Regions from separate parts of the Homo sapiens genome. Here region 2 is linked to region 1. A link is a loop called in an ENCODE intact Hi-C map of the cell type or tissue named here. Cell type or tissue: PC-3. All regions are shown on one strand. Each heading gives the region's core, and the rest is flanking DNA. Links, peaks and the distances in the headings are about the cores only.

Evidence for each region. Peaks named below come from ENCODE experiments on the same cell type or tissue, not always from the same donor. Only the 100,000 strongest peaks of a DNase experiment are listed, where the experiment ranks them.
Region 2: it touches region 1 in a loop (2.7-fold over the local background); 8 of 110 quality-filtered maps call a loop at or near these places.

What each region holds. Positions count from the first base shown.
Region 1 is chr6:16,843,494-16,855,869 of GRCh38, forward strand. No RefSeq gene overlaps it. Among named protein-coding and RNA genes, the nearest start is that of ATXN1, 88 kb to the left of the region's middle. In PC-3, for the core only: no CTCF peak of the experiment used is centred there; DNase peaks (open chromatin) are centred at 5,958 and 6,278; H3K4me3 peaks cover 1,743 bases; H3K27ac peaks cover 2,522 bases.
Region 2 is chr6:16,940,040-16,952,415 of GRCh38, forward strand. LOC107986573 (a long non-coding RNA gene) reads right to left here. Exons shown (of 4, transcript XR_001744006.2): 4 at 8,476-9,553. Among named protein-coding and RNA genes, the nearest start is that of STMND1, 160 kb to the right of the region's middle. In PC-3, for the core only: no CTCF peak of the experiment used is centred there; a DNase peak (open chromatin) is centred at 7,622; H3K4me3 peaks cover 463 bases; H3K27ac peaks cover 1,978 bases.

The sequences.
Region 1 (12,376 bases), core at 2,887-10,886:
AGAGGTACGTATTTAAAAGGAAGTGGCCAAAGGCACCTTACTCAGTGTTTTAATGTTCTGCTTTCAGAATTGTTAGTGCATGAGATCCATAAGTTAGTGTATGAGATCCGTAAGTAATTATATGTTTCCATATATATGGAAATATATAAGTGATGGGACTCTCTTTTTTCCTCATTTGTTTGTTCATTCAATCATTCAGTCCTTTCTTTCTCTCTCTCTGTCTCATTTTTTTTGAGACAGAGTTTTGCTTTTTGTTGCCCAGGCTGGAGTGCAATGGCGTGATCTTGGCTCACCGCAACCTCCACCTCCCGGGTTCAAGTGATTCTCCTGCCTCAGCCTTCCGAGTAGCTGGGATTACAGGCATGCGCCACCACGCCTGGCTAATTTTGTATTTTTAATGGAGACGGGGTTTCTCCATGTTGGTCAGGCTGGTCTCGAACTCCTGACCTCAGGTGATCCGCCTGCCTCAGCCTCCCAAAGTGCTAGGATTACAGGCATGAGCCACCGTGCCCGGCCTCATTCAGTCCTTTCTACAGCTATGTATTGAAAGCCAGTTCTGTGCCTGAAACATGATTCAGCCAATGCCCTCCAAAGCTTATAGTCTAGTGCAGGAACAGAAAGTTAAAAAGCCTTTAGAGTACAGTGTCATGTAGTACTGGATCTCTGTTCCTCTTCTTCCTTTGAGTCTGCTACACCCTGTCCTTTCCCATCCCCTACATCCATATTTCCAGAAAGAGCCTGGGGGCTAGGGCCAAGATGACTCAGGGGTTCTGTGGGGCCCAACAGAGGCTGGGACCCAGGGAGCACCCGCTGGAGCAGGCTCACTGCTGCGGCTCTGCCTGGAACATTTGTGGAGCCTGGGGCCAGAGTACAAATTGAGGCCACTTACCATCTGTCGAAATATATAAAAATTGTAAATCAAGTTAATAAGCTGTGAACTGAAATATAGCTTCAGATGGACAAAATTGAAAAAACGTGTAAAGCTATGGTTTTTATATGATGGAAAGTTGGAAGACTATCAAGCAGTGGGATTTAATTATTGTCATATATGGGTGTTCTGTTGATGGCAGGTTTGCGTAAGTGAAAAAGGATACGTACTCTCCTGGGAAAAACAGTGATTGTCTCTGGGGATTGGGACCGATGCATGAAGAGGGGTCTTTTACTTCTTGATTTAGGTAACTTCTAAAAAACAATGAGATTATGGAAATTTTTTTTCCTCTGTTTTCTCTGTTTTTCAAATTTTCTAAAATAATCATGAATTGCTTAGGTATTTTGAAAGAAAAATAAAACTAAAAAGAAAGAAAAGTTAAGACTAGAAAATCATTCTAGGATTAGAAAGTGTCCCATTAAGTTGAATTTCCAGAAAAAGATTGTATTTAAATTTTTAGACCTATCTGATTATATCCCACAAAGTTAAGAAATTGATTAAAGTTAACCCCAGAAGCACTAAACAATTTTCTTCCAGAGGTCATGGAGGAACTGGAAAAATGCCCAACCATCAAAAAATGGGCAAATAGAGAAACTATATTTTAAAAAGAGAATGGGTACAACCAAGGAACTTATTGCCTGATATTTCCAGGCATAGTATTTTTACAAATAATCAAATATCTATTTTTCAATGAGCTTAGACATTTTAGAATTTGGATAATTTCTATAATAAGATATTTCATTTACTTAGCGATTTCAGCTTTTCAAAGTGTTTCCTGTCAGTTGTCTCATTTTATCCTTACAAGGACTCAGTGAGAGAAGGAAGATGTCATCCCCATTTTCCAGGTAAAGAAAGTGAGGCTTAAAGAATTGAGATTGGGCCCAGGTCCTACGATTGGCCCCCTGTTGAATAAGGACCAGAGCATCGGTCTCTTGGATCTCAGTCCAGTTCCTTCGCCACGGTGCTATTAATAAGTGTACACAATGAATTTTCTAGAATGTGCATGTATTTCTAAAAAGTTTTGTAAATGTCTCTACTTTTTTTTAAAAATTTGTTTTTTATGAAACTCACTTGAAAAAGGCAGCCAAAATTTCTCTATGAGCCACTAAAGAATATTCAGCACCCGTTTTAAGAGATGCCTGACTCCCCTATAAGTAATTCCACAAATGAAGATCTTTATAGAAAGTGCTAATTAGTGCTAAGTACCTTTAGAGATGCCTTCCAGGCTAATGTCCAAGGATGTACCAGGTGGGGGAGGAAGTTATAATAACCTTTCCCTCAGGGACTCAGCTGATTTTCTGTGGTGAGGAGAGACTATAAGATTATTTTACTTAGTGCTTATGATATGCATATGTTAATATTATTATAAGACCGGCAGTATCTCAGTTACTTAATCAGTTTTTTCCATTACTATTATCTTGTAATAGTCAGCATTTTACCCATTCTCTTAAAAAATACACTTTGGGAAGGTAATTTGATTTTTGTGAATTAATTTTTTAATTAATTAGAGTTTAAAATGTTTCTAATTTAACTTATAGTTTATTCATTATGGTTTTAGTGCAATACATACAGAGAAGCCAAACAATCTTCCATCCCCACATCACACATACCTAGGTCAACAGCCATAAATAACTGAGGCTGTCATCCAGGTGGGCGGATCACGAGGTCAGGAGATTGAGACCATTCTGGCTAACATGGCGAAACCCCGTCTCTACTAAAAATACAAAAAATTAGCTGGGCGTGGTGGCAGGTGCCTGTAGTTCCAGATACTAGGGAGGCTGAGGCAGGAGACTGGTGTGAACCTGGGAGGCAGAGCTTGCAGTGAGCCGAAATCACACCACTGCACTCCAACCTGGGCAACAGAGCCAGACTCCATCTCCAAAAAAAAAAAAAATCACTGGGGAAAAAATGCCAAGATAAAACTGAAAATCTCAGGTCGATTTATTTTATTTAATGCAAAATCTGAAAAAAAAAAAATCTAGAACTTCATGTAAAAGGCTATTGCTCAATTAAAACAGAGCAAAACAAGGGGTGTTTTCTGAAGGGTGCTCCCTGATGGAGGTATTTTGGGATGTGTATGGCTCCCTGTCTTGCCTAAGTCTGAAAGTGAACAGCATTTTCACTGTAATGATGTAATCATTGCCGTTGACAGATTGGAGATAAAAAAATTTAAAACATGGACATCGGACCATTTTTTCCCTAGGGCAGAAGTCTACAGTTCTGTAGATAAATACATTTTCTCCATATGCATGCATTTTATTCATGTCCTTAGCATGATTGTGTTGACACACTAATATTAGGTTGGTGCAAAAGTTATTGCAGTTGTTGCAATTAAGAGTAGTGGCAAAAACTACAATTATGTTTGCATCAAGCTAATATAATTAATCTGGCCTATTGGAGAAATAAGCAGATTGCTCACATTCTTAGAAAAAGAGCACCTGCTTTCATTCACTGATTTTGTGACAGCTTTGACGACAATAGCAAAATAATTATAGTAAGAAGCCACTAGCAGGCCTTAGCATTTGCATCGTAGGGTCATAATTGGACTAAAACTGTTAAGAAGCATGAGAAGGTCAGCTTTCCACTGCCTTTAGCATTTGTGTAACACTGGGGAAGTATTAATGCATCTGTTATTTTAGCTGGGCACCAGCCATTCAGAAAGCTAAAAGCAGCCATATCTAAGCCTTTTTAAGTTTTCTTAGCCATTGACTCATGCCTTATCCCCTCAGTTGATGGCAACCTGACTTTAGCCAAGCAAACAATATGCTAACAGCACAAACAAAATTGGTCCCTCTCCTTTTTAGAGCTGAGGAATATACTTAACAAAACCTGTGTATTTCCATGCACATAAGTCCCTAAGCACTACATTTCAGTGGTTTACACATCTAATAACGTCAGGAGCTACTCTTCTACCCAGGCTGTAAACCTAACCAGAGCTATTTTGGCATAACAGATACAGTTTGCAGGGAGATTTAAATATGATTGTGGCTCATAACTGTCAACAAATAACACAAAGCCTTATACCCTTCATCAGAAAATCTGAATTTCAGGTGTAAAAGTTTATCGAGGAGCTGCTCCATCTGCCAGGATTGCCTTGCAAAATATGGACAGACATCTAGTTTCTTTGTCCCTGTGTTTTGGAATTTCCAGGAAGCTGGCTTTCCACATTTAATTGGGAAATGAGAAGGGCGTTGGCGGCAGCATTGCCTGATGGGAAGCATCATGGTAGCTTGGTGGGAGGGGCTTTGTTCTCCTTCCAAACCATCCCAAATGAATGAATAAGCAGCGTGCTTGCTATGCCAGTGCAGCATGGAAGTCTCCTACCCACCTTCAGCAGGTTGCCTTTCATTAGCTCCCCGCTACAAAGACATTTTGTGGTGAAAGTAAAGGCTGACTTGGTGAAGTTATTGGCAAATGTCCTGAACCTCGACCTCCACCTAGAATTTCCCACTCACATACAGTAATAGAACAAGCCGGAATGAGTACTGAGCTATGTATTTGCATGAGGCTAAGTCTAATTTTAAATTGTGAATCCATTTGAGCTGTGCAGCTCACTTGAGGAAGGATGGAGGATTGAGCAATGCATATGTAGAGACTCACTAAAATTTGTTATGTAAATGAATCACCCATACGTACAAGCACTGTGCAACTGTGGTGAACTCGGCACTCACCATCCCTATCCTCAAGGGTCTCTTGGGCTAGCGAGGGACAAGAACAATGGCAATTCCAAAGCATTCTTTGACAGAAAAACAACAACAACAATAACAACAAAACTAACACACGATGCTATAGTATCAGGCCAGAGGGACAGCCAACTCAGGTGTGCAGAAACTGGGAAGATTTCAAGGGAGAAGTTGCATGGAAGTCAGATCCTGAAGGATGTGTAGACATTAGTTATGGGTAGAGAGGAGGGAGGAATACTCTAGGCAGATGAAAGCCCATGCTTAGCGATCTGTTTTGAGGTAAGAAAGGTGAGCAAGACATGGTCACAAAGGGCCTTGCAAAGTCGTGTTTTGAAATTTGGGCTTTATCCTATGAGCAGTGCTTAACCCATTGAAGGGTTTAAGCAGATCAGTGATATGATCAGAATCAGATCTGGGTTTTTTAAAAAAATCATTCTTTGTTTGAAGCTTATTTCATCAGGATCCTCTCTACCTAACATTTTGCAAATGATGATGACTATACCTGAGTGCATTATTGTCTTTTTTACAATATGGGAGTATAACATTAGCATTATTATATAAATGCATGCCACCTTATTTTAAATGACCATGATGCCGATAAAATAATAAAAATAACCACAATAAAATTTGTTGAGTGTTTACTGAATGCCAGGAACTGTGCTAAGCTTCTTATAAATTTTCAAATCTAACCCCTTTGAAATAAATCATGTTACTGCCCACTTTGTAGATAAGGGAATAGTAGATAAGAAGCTGTAAGTAACTTGCTTAGGTCATATGGGAAACATGGATCAAAATTGCAGCGCTGGTGGTCAGACAGCAGAGACTACGCTGCTCCCCACTCTCTAGACTACAGTTCCGCTCCCTCCTCTCCACCCCCTCCAAAAGAAAAAGGTGAATGATCACATCAAAAATAGTCCATGAAATTAGCTGGGAAGTAATTTTCACCAGAATGATTGATCCAAATATGCTGGGTGGACATCATGACCCCGTTGGTATGTGTGTAGAAACTGGGTACCAGCTTAGTCCCTTGCTGAAAGGCTGTTTGTCATACTCTGGTGCAATGGTTTAAGGAACTTCAAATTTAACTAATTAGCAAGAAATAACGATAATAAAAACACTCAGACTTAGGGACATTGGAATCTCTTCATCTTAATGAAAAGAATCTTGTGGAAAAGGAACAAAAACTATTAAGAAGAGTGACAAGATTAGCCTGTATTGAGGATGAAAAAGTGTGAATCACAGGTTAAAATAACAAGTTTCCTAATACCATTGGATTGTGGATAGGATCTGGGCAATTTGGCCTGTGGTGATCTCACCTATGTAACGATATTACAAGCATAAAGAAGATGTCATCCTCACTAAGCAACTCAAGTTGCTTCTCCAGGATGTACTTCCTTCCTTAATTATGTTTTACTAGTGCACGCCCCTATTTGGGCAATCACATGTCACCTCTTAATCTCATCGGTGATGCTTGCGTTAGAGGAAGATAACAATTGCACTCTCATTAATTGCCTGCTTATCTGGGCTGACATTTCCAAACCCACACAGGGAGCCCATAACTTTCTGTTCAAGAATATTTTAGTCCAACTAAATGAGCATTTCACTGTTGACATACTAAATAAAAGGGTTGACTCACTCGTTACCCTGGAACCAAGGCTGTATTCTTAGAGGGTGTCACCTTACAGAGCCCTGGTGTCCTTAAAAAGAATCTGCCTGTTCCTGAACTCTCATGAAATTCTATATTCCAGCCTTCCGAATCCCAGAAGCCGGCTAACTGGTAAAAATTGAGAATGAGATGCTGGCGTGTGGAGAATACTAGGCATGATAGGCTAAAGAAAGGAAAGCCCTTCTTCGGCAATCGCTGGATTTAACGTCTTATTCAGGGACCAGACTTGAGCTGGAAGGAGGGGAAGATAAAGTTTGGTTTTCCTGTGACTGACTGGCTGTGCCCACAGAAACAGAGGCCTCCTCCCGCAGCCCCAGCAGTTGCGGTCAGGGAACCTCGTGCTGTGTTAGTGGCTGTGCTACTCTTTGTACAACAGCCCTGTCTCTCCAGCTCTGGCTGGAGCACAGGCCGCAAATAAATTGCTAACATTTAAGTGCATCTGTTGCAAAGAGAGAAGCACAGAGGACACTGGGGAAATTTCGAACCAAATTTCAGGACTGAGCTCATAAAAGCATGCACCATCTGTGGAATTTTGTTCATATGCATCACTATAATGGGAGGGGGGCAATAGAGAAGGGAAAAAAGAGACAGATAAAGGATTGAGTGGTAACTGGATTTCAAACTGAAGTGTCTCTTCTCAGGTCGGTTCTCAGGTGGCATTTGGGCCAGGCAGGATCCTATCTTTCCTTACACTGAAGGGTCTGGCCGTGGGGATCTAATTGCATGAATCAGCAACCACAAATTCCTTCTGCCCCTGTGTCTAAACACAATTTCCCCCTGCCCTCCACCCTCCATCTGCCCCCCACCCTCCATAATTTACTGATCCTGTACAAAGATTTAAGTAAGACTTTCCATCTTTCTTCCTGCTGCTTTGCTACTGCCCCAGGCTGAGCTGAGTCTAACTCTTTTCCTCCCATCATCCGTGTGGCAAAAAAAAAAAAAAAAAAAAACTAAACGCAAAAACAAAACAAAAACAAAACCCTGATCATTTTCTGATAAGCACTTTACATTTCTATAGCGCAGGAAAAGGGAAGTTCCTTCAGAATCCCTTTATAGATGATCGCTCTCATTGTCTAACAAGCTTTTCATTGTTTGTAATTTTCATTTCCCTCCACAGTTCAGGGCACTTTGGAAAAAAACTCTATTCAGCACTTTTCCACTCATAATTCACGAGAAAAGAGTCATGCAGTATAATAAGGATAATTAGCTCTGACTGAAAATAATAAGCTTGGCACCAGAGAGCCCCCCCATGCACACAGTATCCATTTATCGTTTTGTGTACCCTCTGTCAAGGCTAATCACTACTCCTGTAATTACTAACCTGTTGAAAGGACAAAGGAAAATGCAATGCTGTACTTAAATAAATAACACTGCTTCTTCCCATATCATCTCAATAAAACTCTTTTAGAACAGACTCTTTCCTTACAATTTTAGAGTTTAAAACTGCTGTTGTTTGTCCTCAAAAATATGATTTGCTATTGTAAGAATGATTTTCACTGTGTATGCATGGAAGAGGGGTTGCATTGCTTTAATTTAGATTCTTGTAAGATAAAGATAGCTGGGAGTGATGATCTCATGTTTAATAAGGCTCAACATTTATGTCGCGTGCTTCCTTTTCATTAATTTGTTAACCTTGGCGCAGTGTGGGAACAAGCACCATGTGAATGACCATATGCTTCCCCTGTTATTGTATCTTAATCCAGACCAGCAGACACTTGTAGTTTCCCTCCTAGGAGAGATGCTGCTGGTCATGCCAAACCTAAGTGGAGAAAGATGTAGACTAATAAAGTCCTCTCTCTTTTCTAGGAGTGATGCACCCTGGGAAGGATTAAAACACAGGTTCCGATTGTCATCCTTTTCATTCCTCATTTATCTGCCTGTCCCGCCTGATCCTACTAATGATTTTTTCTCTTCTGTACACGCTCTGAACCTTGTCTGCTAGGAAACAATTCATGTTCTTTTGGACTATGCATAAAGAGGGTTGTGGATGTTGGTGTTTCAAGATAGTGAAGTCTGTTGTCTCAGCCCACCCTCTCTCTAAACAGAATTCTCAGTCCTCAGAAATAACCTTCTTTCAGGTTTACACAGAAAGAAGTATCCACATCAGACACACAAAGTTAGCTTGCATTCATTTCTGGGATCCAAATGGTTCATCTCTTATCAAAAGACGAAAATGAGAAATGTTGTTAAAGAGATTGCTGAGTCATTGTTATGAATCTGTAAAGAGTTACAGAGAACAAGGAAGGTTCAAAAACTGGGGTGTCATTCTGATTTCCAGAAAGGAAGTGAAAGTGAATTCTGGCCAAGATGCTAGAATGGATTATTTAAGAGAAGCAGCAATGATCACTAGGAGCTAGCACTGGTTCACTAAGAACAAATCATGTCAAACACAACTCATTTCTTTCATCGACAATATAACCAGGCTTATAGATAAGGAAATAAGCTAGATTTTTGACCTTTGTTTTCCGTCTATATTTGAAGCTTCATTAAGAATCTCACAAAATCATAATATTCTTGTGGAGGAACTGGCAGATTATTAGTGGAATATTAGTAATAACCATTATTATTAGTTATTACCCTCAAGCCAGAAAAACTGGAGGTGTTCAGGGAGAAGAAAACAGGGCAATAAGGAATTAGATACTATATCCATGAGAAACAACAGGGAAAAAGAGACTTTTTAGGGGGGACAGAAAAGAAAAAGTGTCCTGGGTGATTGGACTTCCGTATGGAACTGTGAGTAGCACTTGGACCACAATGGCAAAAAGTGACAGGGACCTGGATTCCAGCTCAACCATCAGAGCTATCCAAAGATGGAATGAGTTGCCTCTGAAGGTTCAGTGAGTGCTCCATTACTGTAAAATCACAAAGGGCTACTTTACAACAGAGTAGAATTTCATAGTTTACAAAATCTTCACGTAACTCCTTGTCTTAAATCTTTTCCAGGCAAGCTGAAACCTGAGGCTCTATCTGAAGCTCAATGAGTTTTAGGAGAACTGGTCTAGTCTAGGGCTCCTGGATACGGATCAAAAAAGGAACTGAACATTGCATTTTGGATGAAGGCCGTCTTGGGAAGTTCCAAAGTAATCTGAAAAAGATCTTATTGGAAACGGAGATAGAGGAACAGCAAGGACCTCGCCAGAAACAATGTTAGTCGCTAATGCTGAGTGATGCTACTGCTCATGGGATGGAGGAGTGGCCACTGTCTACTGCAACCTTTGGAGAGAGGGAGGCAGCCTTCTGAAAGTCTACACTAGACTTCCCTTGTCAACAGCAGGCAGAGAGCTCTTTAAGACACTGAGCCAGTTCCAAAATTATCACATTTTATCCTCATAACTACCCCTCTGGGTGAATAGGAAAAGCACTTGTGTCTCCATTTTTCAGAAGAAGAACCTGGAACCCAGAGAGTTGGTGTAAAATTTTCCAAGCCACACAGCAAACATAAGGCAGAGCCATACGTACAACAGCGTAGGTCTTCTGCCTCACTGCAGGCTTCATCGCACCAAGGTCAATATGAGAACATAGGGAGCAGATAGATACGTTAACACAGACAAATGGATCTTGCCACCCTGGCATGCTCTGTATTCTTTTCCTCCTGCCCTGATTTCTATAATTTGTTTGACTGCAGAAAACTGCAACATCTTCTGGGTCTCCCCATTGATCTACTTGTACCTATCTGATATATTTTTGAGGTAGAGTTCATAATGCTACCAATTCTTTTTATTTGAATCTGTCTCAAAATCATAGTGTATAGACGTTCATTTGCTCCTGCTTATAATTACAGACTAAAAGATATTATTCAAGCCTCTAAGGAGTTGGACGTTTGCAGCCACTCAGACAATTTATAACTGTCAGTCTAAAGTAAGATGGTGAGTTCTTCATTAGTCTGGAGTCAGATCCCAAAGTGGAGGGTGGGCCCAAGTGGTTAGGACTATTTTAGCTTACCAAGATACCTGGGCATTATTGTAATTATTTTGGGAGGAAAACATCCCTTTACTATATTTATGTCTTTAAAAGAAAACAGTTTTGGCTGGGCATGGTGGCTCATGCCTGTAATCCCAGCACTTTGAAAGACCGAGGCAGGAGGATCACCTGAAGTCGGGAGTTTGAGACCAGCCTGACCAACATGGGGAAACCTCGTCTCTACTAAAAATACAAAATTAGCCGGGTGTGGGGGCAGATGCCTGTAATCCCAGCTATTTGGGAGGTTGAGGCAGGAGAATCACTTGAACCCGGGAGGCGGAGGTTGCAGTGAGCCAAGATCACGCCATTGCACTCCAGCCTAGGCAACAAGAGTGAAGTTCCATCTCAAAAAAAAAAAAAAAAAAAGAATTTGCTGAATCATTTATTGGGTTTAACCAAATATTATTATTTAAAAAAACACTACTTATATTTTTTTAAATGATTTTTTGAGCTGGTCAATGCATAGCCACATACAATAGATTAATATAAAGGCATGAATATGTAAAGAGGACAAACTAATCACTCCCAGGCATAAGTCATTTCAAAGAATCATAGTTGCTAGTTGTGATAATGAGAAGAGTGTCTTTGACTTGAAAACGCTTATAAGTAGGATGCCGTGCTCTTTATGAGTTTTGAGTTTCCCAAAGACCTTTGAGGCTCATGTTGAGTTAGGAGAATGAGGAAGGAATTTTTCTGGACAGAGCTTCCTTCTCACTTTAGTTGAGTATTATTATGAGCTGTCGGAGGGGTAAATAACCTTATAAGGATAAATCTAAATCTGAATTCCTGGGACTTTTGCTGCAATTATTTTATGGTGGCATTAGGAATGCTCAGGAGGCTCTTGTCTAATCTGCCACCTATGAAATAACATTGGTAATCATGTAGTAAAGAAGGGAATTCTGAAAACCTCGTGGAACAAAGAAAATGGTAGTGTTTAGTCTAAACCAGAGCAGCAAGTTGAACTTCCTTTGTTTGTCTTCTTCATTCTGTCTCACAATCTCTTCTTTCCCTCCCATCAATCCTCACTCGACAGTTAGGTTCCAGGTCATTTTCCAATTCACTCAAATAGATGCCTCTGATGACCCCGTATCACACTGTCTAGCTGCTCAAATCTCTGAGAATATCTTCTTGTTACTATAAACTACAGATTGTGGGAGATATAAAAATTAGTTAGGCACAGTTCTCATCTATTTAGGAAGACTATCCCTGTGTAAAAATAGAGCCAATGAGACAATCAGACAGTGCAATGCCAGACAATGGTAAATGCCTGGCACTTAGTACACACAATAGGAGCTACATAACTTCAGAAAGCAAGTCCCTTTGGATTCAGGCAATCAGGGAAGGTTTCTCAAATGTGAGAAGTGAGATGAACAATCCCTGGTGCCCATAGTTCTTATGAAACTATACCTGAGTGGCTTCCATATAAGTCTTATTCAAATGTGGCTGTTTAGTTGCAAAATGACTCAACCCAACTGCCACATGCATAGTTTATTTGTGGCTACTCAACATTCTTTGTTATTTCTCTGTGCCCAAGCACACTTAAATGGACTTGTTTTTATAGTGTTGTGCTATAATTGTAGTTGGATTCAAGATTGGACGCCAGATATAGGTGAGGCAAGGCAAGGTTAACGTGGAAGCAGTTTATCTGAAAACAGTTGAGCTGTCAGGAGCACTGCAAAGTCAGAAATCAAGACAAGGGCAAGAGGATAAAACTCAGCAAATAAACTGGAACTGGCTCAAAGTATCAGCACTCACATAGACATGGGCATATGGATATTTCAAAACTGAAGGTACCTTCCACAGATTGTCTTATGGACTTTATGCTAGAATAGAATCAAGGGAAGAACTGGATGGGTAAGGCTCTGTAATAGGGAGTAAGTTAACCACCTAGAAGAGGAAGTAATTAGGTTGTGGTATAGTAAAATATATGGGGCAAAACACAGACTAATCTTTACACTCAAAATTCTTTTTGGGGTATCAAATAGTTTACTTAGCTCAATTACTAAGTAAACATAGTTTACTTAGCTCAATTTCAGATAATAGAGCATGAAAATATATAATTGATTATGTTGAAACATTGGTTGTGGGGGAAAGTGGTCATACTGGTCCTGAAATATGCTAATTGGAGCTCTCTTAGAG
Region 2 (12,376 bases), core at 2,840-10,839, 96 kb after region 1:
AGAGCCCTGGCGGAGAAAGCAAAGAGTATGGTGTACAGATTTCAACATGACCTAGAAGAGCACTTGGAGAACAGCATTAGCCCCACAGGCTGAGGACCTAAAAGTGGCTGATCTTGGGAAGACTGTGGAATGTCCTTCCTGTTGCATTTTTATATCATAGCCAGAAGTCACCCTGATGTTTGCTTCCTGCATGATCCTGCCCTACAACCAGACCAATCCTGGGCACCTGAGCACAGCCAATGTGCAGTCCCTCTGTTTACCCAGGCCATTGCCCGGCAGCTGCAGGAGTTTCCTAGGTCATTTTCCAAACTCTTCCACTCTACAGAATTATAGCTCTCTTGTCTAGAGCCCTTGTTACCCGCTCTGGAATCCTGACAGCTCCTCATTTCCTCTATCCCAAACCGTGGCTGGCGCACAGGGTTGGTTAGGATTACCTTTGTCCATAGAAGCCCGATTACACCAGCTTAGCCAAGCAGAAGGCCATTTTTCTCATATAACAGGAGCTCCAGAGAGAGCATCTGTTTATGACTTCGGAAGATGCCTTAGGAGTTCATCAAGAACCGAGGCTTTTCCTAGTTTCTTGTTCTGCCATCTCATTGTGTGATTTTCATCTTTATGGTTACAAGATGACTTTTCCACTCCCAGGCCTCAAATCTATTTCCAGGCAGGTTAAAATACACAGGGCAATGGGCACAAGCTGGCTAATGCTGTCCCTTTTTATTTCATCAAGAAATAATAATTTTTAGAAAGTGTCACCCAAAAAAACCTTTGCTTTTACCCTGGTGACCAATACTAGGTAACATGGCCACCTCTAAAATCGAGAGTCTAAGGAAGTGTTTTTACCTGGGCACTTTGTAGCCCCAAACAAAATTTGGATTCTGTTACAGGGAAGAAGGGAAAATAGATATTGGGTAATGCTGCAACTAGCTGAGGAGCATGTTGGACTCCTTGAAACGACGATGCTCCCATATGCTTGACTTCCTGTGTCATTCCACCTGGCAGCTCCTAGGTGCACTGCTCTTTAGGACTTTCTTGATATTTTGGGTAGCTGGAATACTTCATCCATCTTAACGCTACTGTTGACCTATCTGCTGTAACCCTCAGCAGTCAACCCCATAGCTAGTGAAGTTCTGTGACATTTACTTTTTTTTCCCCAAACAGCTCATTTCAGTCTCATCAAAGCTCATATCTTATGGCCAGGACTGTATGAGTTATGACAATATGGGATCTCAAACAGGGTGGAAAGCAATGAGGATTGCAAGAATTAAGGAAAGAGTTTAATTCATCAAGGTGAGGCAGACACACTGGGAATTAGAATATGAGTGTCAAGTAAAAGTCCCTATCTCTCCTTAGCCCTCCACTCTAACCCCAGAGGCAATTTGTTTATTTGTTTCTGGTATATCTTGCCAGAAACTTTCCAACCCTACACAAAATATATGGTAGAATTTTTATAAGTGTGACACAAATGAGAGTATACTAAACATCTGTTCAGTAACTTGATATTTTTCAGTACATAGAGATATACCTGATTCTGCTTTGTGTTACATTATATAAATGTATCAACAGTTCTTAAACTATTCCCCTACTGAGGGGCATTTAACTTGTTTTCAGCTGTTTATCATTACACATAATGCTGCAGGGAACTGCTTTCTACAATAGACTTTAATCAACTATGTGAGTGTATGTGTTGGACGATTCCCCACAAATGAAATAGAAATTCATATTTATTGAAAAGAATGAAATTGGAATTATCCCAGAAAATCTTGGTTGCATAGGCAAAATAATTTAAACTATTTTATGTGGACTTTTCTGGGACTTTTAATAAAAAATTGTAAGATTTCTTAGTATTACACTTATGCAAACTGCAGTGTGTAACTGGCATGGAGATGTGAATAATTCAAAAGAGAAAACAAAACAATTTTGCCTTAAAATAGCAGAATTCTAGACGAAGTGTTGTAGATTTTCTTTCTAGGTTTTCTACACTGGAGGATGCCATCCTATTAGGATATTTGGGGGAAAATATTATTTTAATATTAAAAGAAACCTATATATATGATGGTATATAACTTGAAATTTACATACATTTTTAGATAAACAGGAGCTTTTGAAGAAATTTTATTCTTGCTATCGACTGGTCTATGACCCTGATCTCTTATACATTTATCTCTGCAATTTGTGGTATGTCTGTGTCAAGTTTTCACTGGATGAACACAGAAATTTTTCCTTCCACTCCACGTTTGTAAGAATGTGTGTCTGTGTGTGTGCACAGGCAGATTCAAAAGAACACTACAAAGGCAATTATATTGAAGTGCCAAACAGAGGGCTTGTGGAATCGGTAATGTTAACTCTTGTTAGAGTAATGTATTGCTCTGGGTTGAAGTTAATAAATGTTAAAGTCTAGGATAATACAATTAGATGTAAGCTTCTGAAGTTGTGGTTTGCTTGCCTCTGACTGATCTTAGGTCAACACAGAGACTAGACTGTAGGATTTTGAAAATATATATATATATTTTTAAAGAATTTAAAAGAAATGATGAACAAAACTTTCTGTCCATATCAAAAGGACTTTCATGATGTCTCCAAGCATTTGTTGAAACCAGAAATATAGCATTTCATAGGATATTTCCTAAAGCTTTAAATTTTTCTGTCATGCTCAAGGCCTGAGGAATTATAGCGATTTCTTTTACCTGTCCTGGTGTTATGTAAAAAGTAAGCCCTTTGCCTTGTTTGTCTTTGTTCCATGTCTCTTTTTATAAAGATGAATGATGACCTTGTGACTTTTGAACATCAGTGATGGGTTATTTCAGGACTTTTTCCCCCAATAGAGCTGCCTTCTTTTTTTTTTTTTAACCTTTTATCTATTTTGGAGTTAAGCATTGGCAGCATCACCCTAGCCGTCTTACTTTGGGAATGACTAAGAAAAAAAAATCAACTTCTTAAAAGGATTATCTTTTTCATTCTTGTTTTTCTTTTATACTTAAACCTCTTCATACTTCCCCCAGCTTTTTGTTTCTATTTGCATCGAAAATCTGTTTGACTTGGTGGCCAGTTGACATGCATTCCATTTCTGTTTCCAGAGTCATAGGCATCGTCAACATCATTTTCACAAATGGGGACACTGAGGCACCGAAAGCAATGAGGGGTTTTGCAGTGTCCTCAACGTGGTTTTTGACAGAAATGAAATCAGATGCATAGCTTTTATTTCCAACTATGCTCTTCCCCTTGTTTCATAACTGGCTCCTTCTGAAGTCTCTGGTCCTTCAAGTGATGGGTAACCAGCTGGTGACGCAGAAGTGGCTGTTGTATTCAGCCATCGACACACAGGAAGAGCTAGCTGAACGCAGAGGTGACCTTCACAGCAGCTCCCTATTCTTGGGGGAGGAGATGACCAGCCTCTTCAGTGATGCTAGCCAACCATCCAGCCTCACTCAACCAGACTCTGTTCTTCTGTTCTTTCATTACATCTAGACCTTGTAGTACTGAATTAAAGGAAGCCTGAGCCTCAGACGGAGAGTTGGGAAGACCTGGACTTTAGTCCAGTTCAATTAGCATAAGATTTGGGGCACCCTCTTAACCTCTCAGTTTTCTACTTTGTAAAATAAGAGCTTGATCTTTTATTTTTAAGTTCTCTTCCAGGCCTGTCGAGAGAATACAATGTCTGCCTATATTCTCTGATTCTTATGAGCATAGGAAATGCCAAAGAATTATGAAAAAAATAATTCTAAGAAATATCAATGTTCTTTTTGTCTTCTAATTTTTGTATCATTTGCTAATTATAGTAAAGACAATTGTTTTATCAGGTTTTTTTTTTAAAAAAATATGTAAGCAATTCATACTACACTTAATGATGGGTTGTGTTCTAATTGGATTAGAAGGAAAAAAGCTATCCTTCATTTGGTTCATTAAAAATACTTAGCAATGAGTACGTTTAAGTTACAGTGATAGACCCCATTGGTAACACAAAGATGAGTAACATACAACCTCTATCCTCAGAAAATATAGAGTATACAGGTGTATGGCCAACTCTAACAAGAAGCGTGAAACGAGTACAATGAGTTAATCTGAAAACTCAGAGAGAGAGAAATTGCTTTCAGTAGGAAGATCTGGGAAGGCTTTATGGAGAAGTTCAGCTCCTGCTACATAGCTAGTATCCAGTAAGTTTTTGTTGCAGGTTAAATGGGGCTGCACGTGAACCAGGTCATCCAGGACTAGTAGGAATTAGTCCGCTTGAGTTGAGACAGTTGGAGATGAAGGCAGAGAGAATTGTGTGGACAAAGGTGAGGCATTTTGGACATGTACAGAAAAGAGTCAATGGCTAGCCAAATCTGACAGCCCCAGGGGACCTCTCTCATTCAGCTGTGGCCATTTGGCCTCTGCTTCCAGCTTCATGACGGTCACTTGGACCCTGCATGTAGTGTGTGTGTGTGTGTGTGTTTGTGTGCACTCGTGTGTGTGTCTCAGATCTGACATTCAGGTTAAGCCTTGATTGTTAACCAGGTCTTTTCTTGTTTCTGAGCCTCACTGCAGTTCTAATCTCTAGATTTCTGTGCCATTTTCTGGACCAGAGCCCGCATTTAGTAAGCAGCCTGCACTCTAATTTCTCTCAGATATAAAAGTCCTGCCTCATTCTTGGTCTTTCATCACTTTAAAGACATCGATTCACTGTCTTCTAGCTGCTGAGGCTTCTGCTGACACATTCACAGCAGAATCATTGTTCCCCTGTATGTAATGTGTCATCTTTTTCTAGCAGCTTTCAAGATGTTTTTGTTTTAATCTTTGGTTTTCAGCAGTTTGATTATGGTGTGTCTGGTGTGGTTTTCTTTGTGTTTATTGTTTATCATCTTTGGGATTCATGGAGCCGCTTTAGTCTACAAATTTATGTCCTTCTCCAATAGTGGAAGTTTTTGATGCCAATCTGTTTTATTTTCTTTCTGAAATTCCAATGACATATATGTTAGGCCTTTTGATATTGTTCCATGGGTCGTTAAGTTTCTATTTTTACTTTATTTTTTTTCCTTTTTTTTTTTTTTTTTTTTTGAGACAGAGTCTCGCTCTGTTGCCTAGGCTGGAGTACAATGGCATGATCCTGGCTCACTGCAACCTCTACCTTCCAGGTTCAAGCGATTCTCCTGCCTCAGCCTCCTGAGTAGCTGGGATTACAGGCATGCGCCACCACGCCCAGGTAATTTTTGTATTTTTAGTAGAGACGGAGTTTCACCATGTTGGCCAGGCTGGTCTCGAACTCCTGACCTCAGGTGATCTGCCCAACTCGGCTTCCCAAAGTGTTGGGATTACAGGCATGAGCCACCATGCCCAGCCTCTCTGTTCTTTAGACTGGATAATTTTTTATTGATCTATCTTCAAGTTCATAGACTTTTCTTTCTGTCACTTCTACTCTGTTGTCGAACTTACCCAATGACTTTTAAAGTTTCAGATATTGTATTTTTCAGTTTTGCAATTTTCAATTGGTTTATTTTATAGTTTCTATTTCTCTACAGAGAATGTCTTTTTTTTTTTTTTAAGTATTTTCACCTTAGCCTCATGGATCGTAGTTAAAATAGCTGTTTTCAAATCTCTCCTTCAGAATTTCAACCCCTGGGACATCTCAGTGTGTCATATGTTGCTTCTTTTCCTTTGAGAATTTGTCACAGTTTTTCAGTTCAATGTATGTTTCTGCAATTTTGGATTGTACCTTGGACATTTTGTATATTATGTGTTGTGCTATTGTATTAAACAAATGGAAAATGTTGACTTTTTATTTGTTTGATATCAGGCAACCTGGTCAGATTCAGACTGAAAGTTCTGTTTTGCTTCCTGTGGTGGTTCTAATCTCAGGTTAGCTTTTAAAACCTTTGGTATGCTGCTTTGAGTGTGTCCCATGCACATGCCACTTAGAAATTAATCTGTGATGTGGGCTGCATTTTAATATCAGTGCAGCTCTCACAGCCTCTGCTGTGCTGGTTTGTGTCTGATCCATGCATGCACTTGTGTGGGTTCATAAACAGGATTATGGGATCCCCTTCACTAACTCTCTCCTCTCCACACTTCTGGCCCCTTTTCCCAGGTCTTTCATCCAGAATGTTGAGGCTATCATCTAAGTTTCAGCACTCAGCCCAGCTGATCCTTCCCAGCTCTGTGTCTGGGGCTGCCCTCAGGGAAAAGACATGAGAAAAGGATAAAAACGCACTTGAGAAATTCATTCTTTTGCAGGTCGCCTCTCCAAGTTTCAACCTCCTTCCCCAATCTGCCTGCCTGCTTTGGCTTAATTTTCAGGGTCCCTGGGGAGCTGGTTTCTGTATTTTGCCCAGAGTTTTTAGTTATAATCAGTGGGAGAGGTCAACTGTGGTGGACTTGCCCTGTTATGCCAGAAACAAAGTCTAAGTTCATGTAGAAAGTACATTTTCAAGGAGCTTGGAAAGGAAAAGGAAGAAGAGGGCAGGATGCGGTGTGGCTAAGGAGGCAAGGTGGAGACAAAGATGTCTTAGAAAGAGCTGGCGGTCTTGCTTGAAGGCCAGGAGCAGAGACCCAGAGGAGAAGTTAAATAATAACCATCTGCCTCAGTCAGAGAGGAAATGATGCGGGAGAGGACTCTGAAAATTAGGTCAAATCAGGCAAATTGTGGAGGGAAGTTGAAACATGGAGTAGTGACCTGCAAGGGAATGAATTTCCCAGGTGTCTTTTTTTCTTTCTTTCTTTCTTCATGGCTTTGCCCTGCAGGTGGCTTTAAGCACAGAGCTGGGAAAGTGAGTCCAAGATGCAGGCTGCTACAACTCAGATAATAACCATCTTTCTGACCTGAAGAACTAGGTAAAGGGGCACTTGGGGGCCAGAGAGTATGGAATGGAGAAACCTATGGAAGGAGATCCCATAATTTTGTTTGTGAATTCACACAGGTGCATGCATGGATCACATTGCAGACTCAAGAAGGAAGAGATGGGATTCAGGACATGGTGGGTGTGGCTTAGAGGAGAGAAGGGATACTTTCTTCTCTGAGATGGAGGGAGGGAGGGGAAAATGAGGTTAATCCCCAGAGCTTTGGGGGTGAACAGAAAGGAAGCTGAGTTGGCTGATATCTAACATCCTACTAAGATCACCCGCCAAGAGTAAGAGGGGGCTGGGTTGGGGTCCAGGACTTACGAAGCCATCTTTAGCTAATCAAATCCTTGTGAAGTTTAAATGGGCTTCAATCCAGTTGCAGTGCTAGTATCGTTTCATCTGTGACTGAGGCAGGTTATCCTATGTACCTTTTAAACCAGCACCATTCCGCCAGGAGCTAAACGTCAGTGCAGAACTCATCAGAAGAGAACTAGGTCTAAACTTGAGTAACATGTGCATTGCATTGTCCCTCCATTTCCAGAGTTGAAAATGGCTTTGGGGAAAAAAATCATACAATTATAATATGTGGACCACAGAAGAAAGAAGAAAAGTTAGCAATGTTCTGGGAATGGTGCCCAGCTCTTTTATGACTCTGAGTAGTAAAGTTACAGCTTGCCACATGCAAACTTGTTGGCAGAATGCAAACTGAAGCAATGCTCAGTCAAGGCCTCTCACTCATCTATTTCATTTGTTGCCAGCATCACCATTATTAATGAAGAGCGACTGAGCCTCTTGGCAGGTTTGAGTTAGTTCTGATGTAATTGTCCATTATCTCTCTTGTAATCACTTCCATGCAGTTCAAATTCCTCCCCTCTATTTCCTGAAATCTGACTCCCAGCACTTCAGTTCTGGGTGCACCAAAATGCCAAGTCACTTCAGATCGGATTTCTTCTGACTCTCTGAGTACTCCACTCTGTGCCTCTCCCACTTGCTGAGAAAAATCACTTAGAGACTCAATGGTGATTCCATTTCTATTAACCAAGGTGCAGTTTCAACATTTTCCTCTAGGCAAAGGTACAAATGACACATTTTTTCCACGTGTGGTTTGCGTGTGTGTGTGTGTGTGTGTGTAAGTGCTCTAAGACTGTTTTTTATTAAAACAAAGCAAGAGCTACTTCCTGTGAGAATTGATGTTTTGTTGTTCAAGGATGGGTTTTGTGTTTCTATGTTAAAATCCCTTGGCCTGGAGTCAGGATTGGTGGTGGTGGTAACTGACTGAAGATTCACCCCAGAGTGTCAGCTATAGTGATCTCAACTGAAGATGAGGATAAGGAAAAGAGAATAATTTATTAGAGGATGGAAATGACTTGGAGATCAACTACCAACCACAAACTACTGAGTTGATTAGTTTAAAATTATCGTACTGAGCGATGATCTCCTCTTGACTTTAGTGAGGATTTAATAGACGTTCGAGTCACCCAGGTAATCTTGATTTTTTTTAAAAGTGAATTCCAGTGTCGTATGATCATAGGACACTATTCTCATTCATGAGTTTTTGTTTCATAAGTAAGAATCTCATGGATGGGTTTATGAGCTCAAGAAGGAAGCTAAGCTGTAGACTCCTAGATATTTAAGGCTGAAAAAAGTAGGTTGAAATCCTCTTGTCCAACTCTTTTATTTTATAACCACAAATGGAAACACAAGAGACATTAAGCAACTTGCCAAAGGTCATACAGCTGGTTACTGATACAGCTGCAACTCAGATGCATATGTGTTTGCTCCCTGTGTATGTGCTTTCCATCCAACGTACCTTCAAGATTCACACTTGTCTTGCTGCCTTTGCTTTTTCTCTTTCAGTTGAAGGGTTGGAGGCAGTGGGACGTGGGAAGAAAGAGAATATTCACAGAGAGAAAGTCCTCTGAAAAGCAGTTGATTTCTCTGAAGGAAATGGCTCAAAGATGTTGATGCGAACTTGTTGTAAGATTTCCATTCACTGAAGAGGAAGTCCGTGATCCTCACTCCCAAGAGGGATCCAGGGATCTAGAGACTCCTAAGACCCTCCAATATTTAGCGATGATGTCAGACCAGTGATTTTCTTGAGCTCACAGCACAAACTGTTATTAATGTTTCCTGCCCATGTACCTCCTCCCACAATGTGCCAACACACACAGTTCATCATCTGATGATGATGGACATGCTGCAGATTGAAAGTTCAGATTCTGTAGGTGTCCTTAGACTTGGTTAGCGTGAGAATGTCCCCTTGAAAACAATCTCCAAATAAATGAAAAATGCTGGTGACTTCCAGGCAAGTTAGAAAATGAGTTCATTTAGGTTTTCAATGACCATCCTCTCTTCCTCAAATACATTCATTCTCATCCACATGGGCTAGTCTCATGAAGACAGAACCAGGTCAAAATAGTCTCTCAGGGGTTATTTAGGACATAACACTACACAGTGTTGTTAGAATGGTTAGAATCAGACATTTTCCAAGTTAAGGTTAGGGAAGACAGAGAGTCCAGGTGATACCAGAAATTCAGTCTCGGGGCCTGGCATGATGGAAATTAAACTGGCCTGACCCAAATCACTCATAACCACCAAACAGCTGGCATGAGTTAAAAAAAAAAAAATCCTGATTCAGGCCTCCAGGAATAATTTTTTGGAAATCTCTGAGCACTTGTTCTCATTTCCCAAATTCCTCTTCTTCCTTCTTCTGTTGAAGGAACCAGACATAGGCCATCTGGGCAAGAGATTCCAAGAAAAAAGGTAACTCAGCCCTGCTAAACAAAGACCCAAGACTCATTCATACAGAGGCAACAGCCTAGAACATGCTTCTTGTCTTTGCTGGGAATGCCCTTCTTCCCATCCATAGATATACCAGTGGCTTCTCTTAAACTTCATTTTTTAACCAAATTAGACAATCAATTTGTGGAAGGAAAAGGAGGGTTTAAAAAGGAGCCTCAAGGCCCAATCCCAGTGGGAACAAAACCACAGCTATTTGTAGAGACTGAAGAATGTGCTTTTAATCTCTTATGTCTAAGGATTTCATTCTCCAAAATAATCTCTATAGTCATCCCAGTTTAAAATTCTGTTTTTATTACCCTGTCAGGTCTGTACATTGTAGTCACTGCAGCTCCTTTTACTTGGACTTGGACACAGCTTACATCTGGCACCTCATACTCAACATGTGGTCCATGGACCACGATCAACAGAAGTTTGTAAGAAATGTGAATCTCAGGCCCTGCCCCAGATCTACTGAATTAGGATCTGCATTTTAGCAAGATGCCCCAGGTGACTGGTGTAGGAATTTGAGTTTTACAAGTGCCACTCAACTGGACTCTCAGAAAACCAGCTATGAACCTGAAAATTTTCATCAATCTTATTGTGTTTTGCGGTCTACATAAGTTAAAAAAAAAACTAAAAAAATCTGCTTGTTGTTTCTGATATGCACACATATAACAAACTAACAATGTGTATATGTATAAATATGTGTGTATATATATAAAATATATAAATATAATTCCATTTTTGTATGAAGATCCATCCTCTCAGTAAGGAGCTAAATATGATTAGCTCTGTAATAAATTTCTCATATCTTCCAGTAACTAATCTGGACCACACCCACATAGCACCCATGCCAGTCACTGGTTAAATGGTGATAAGCAAAACATCCACATTTTCTGCCTTCCTGGAATTTACAGTAAGTCCACTAAGAAGTTTTCGCAATATCTGGAAAATAGAGACCATATATTTTACATCGTTATGTCTTCCAAAGGGTCTAGAGCTAGAATGGTGCAGTAAATGTTCAATAAACTTTTCTCAAGTTAAAATGATAATAACAGAATGCCTGGAAATTACCTGACTAATATTTTGCAATTGTTCAAGCTGTTCGGATGACACCCATCAGGAAGCTGAGAAAAATGTGGTTAGCTTTTAATTTATTCTGTTTCTTCTCACATTATTAAAGTCTAAACAATTTGTTAGGTTTTGTTTGTAACAAGTAACTTTCTAAATGCAATGTATCCATGTTTTCAATACACGTAAATAATAGTTGGCTATATATGTTGCCTAAGCCTGTGTCTACATGGCAGGAGAAAATAAAGCAAGATGTTCAGCTGGAACTTGTTCTTTTTTTTTTTCCATATTGGTTTCTGCTTTTGTTTCAAGATGTGTGTGTCTGAGAGATTTCCAGACCACAGCTTTTGATTGAGTGACAGTGAGTCAGGTTCCCACCTGTTTTATCTGTAATACTTTCTTTGCAAGTTAAATAGAATGATGGAAAGATTATTTGGCTCCAATACAGAGTGATTTGAAAACAACAGAAAAAAAAATTAGCTGGAAAATAGAAGCATAGGAAAAAATCACAGAGCTGGAAGAAACCTTAGATAAAGTCTAATCATGTTGGAAGAAGAGTAGGGTGAATGGGGACAGTCCCTCCCCCTCACTTTATAGATGAAGGAAAGGAGGTTCAGAAAGGAGAAATGACTTGCCTAAGGTCAATCAAGTTTTAGGGAAACAAATAGAAGTGATTTTTGAAAGATGTCTTCAGTTTTATATAAAAAATTCTCTAATGAATGTACTAGTGGGCTTTTATTTTTATAACCCAGATATATGGAAAAACTTACAAGGTAGGTGATATTTCCCTATGATATTCCAAGCTTTTGTTTCTATTTCCAGTTTTACTCTGATGCCTTTTCTCCAACTCCACCTTGTTGATTTTCTTATTATATTTGAAATGAGTTTCTTGCAGACATCATATAGTTGGGTCACAGTTTTTGTTTTTTAAGCTAACAATCTCTGTCTTCTAATTGGCATGTTTAGACCATTTGCATTTAAGATAACTATTGATGTACTTGGAATTAGGTCCACATTTTATTATTTGTTTTCTGTTTTATTCCTCTGTTTTCCTCCTTCTGCTTCCCCTTCTCTGCCTTCTTCGGGATTATTTAAACGTGTTTTAGCACTCCATTGTGATTTTTTTTTTGTATGTTTGGCTATATCTCTTTGTATAGTTTTTTTGGTGATTGTTCTAGAGAATGCAATAAACATACATAGATTTTTTTACAGTTGACTAGAGATCAATATTTTATCACTTTAGGTGGAATGGAGAAATCTTATCACTATTAAGAATCCTTTGCCAGCCCAGCCAGGGTGGGATCATGCCTGTAGTCCCAGCACTTTGGGAGGCTGAGGCGAGTGGATCACTTGAGGTCAGAAGTTCAAGACCAGCCTGGCTAACATGGTGAAACCCTGTCTCTACTAAAAATATAAAAATTAGCTGAGCATGGTGGCAGACACCTGTAATCCCAGCCACTTGGGAGGCTGAGGCAGGAGAATTGCTTGCACCTGGGAGGCAGAGGTTACAGTGAGCTGAGATCATGCCACTTCTCTCCACCCTGGGTGACAGAGTAAGACTCTGTCTTGAAAAAAAAAAAAAAAAAAAAGATCCTTTACCCTCTCCCATTAATGTTGTAGCTATCTAAAGCATTGTATGTATATATTTTGAAAACCTAATCCAATATGTTATAATTTTTTATTTCAATCATCCAATATATTTTAAAAA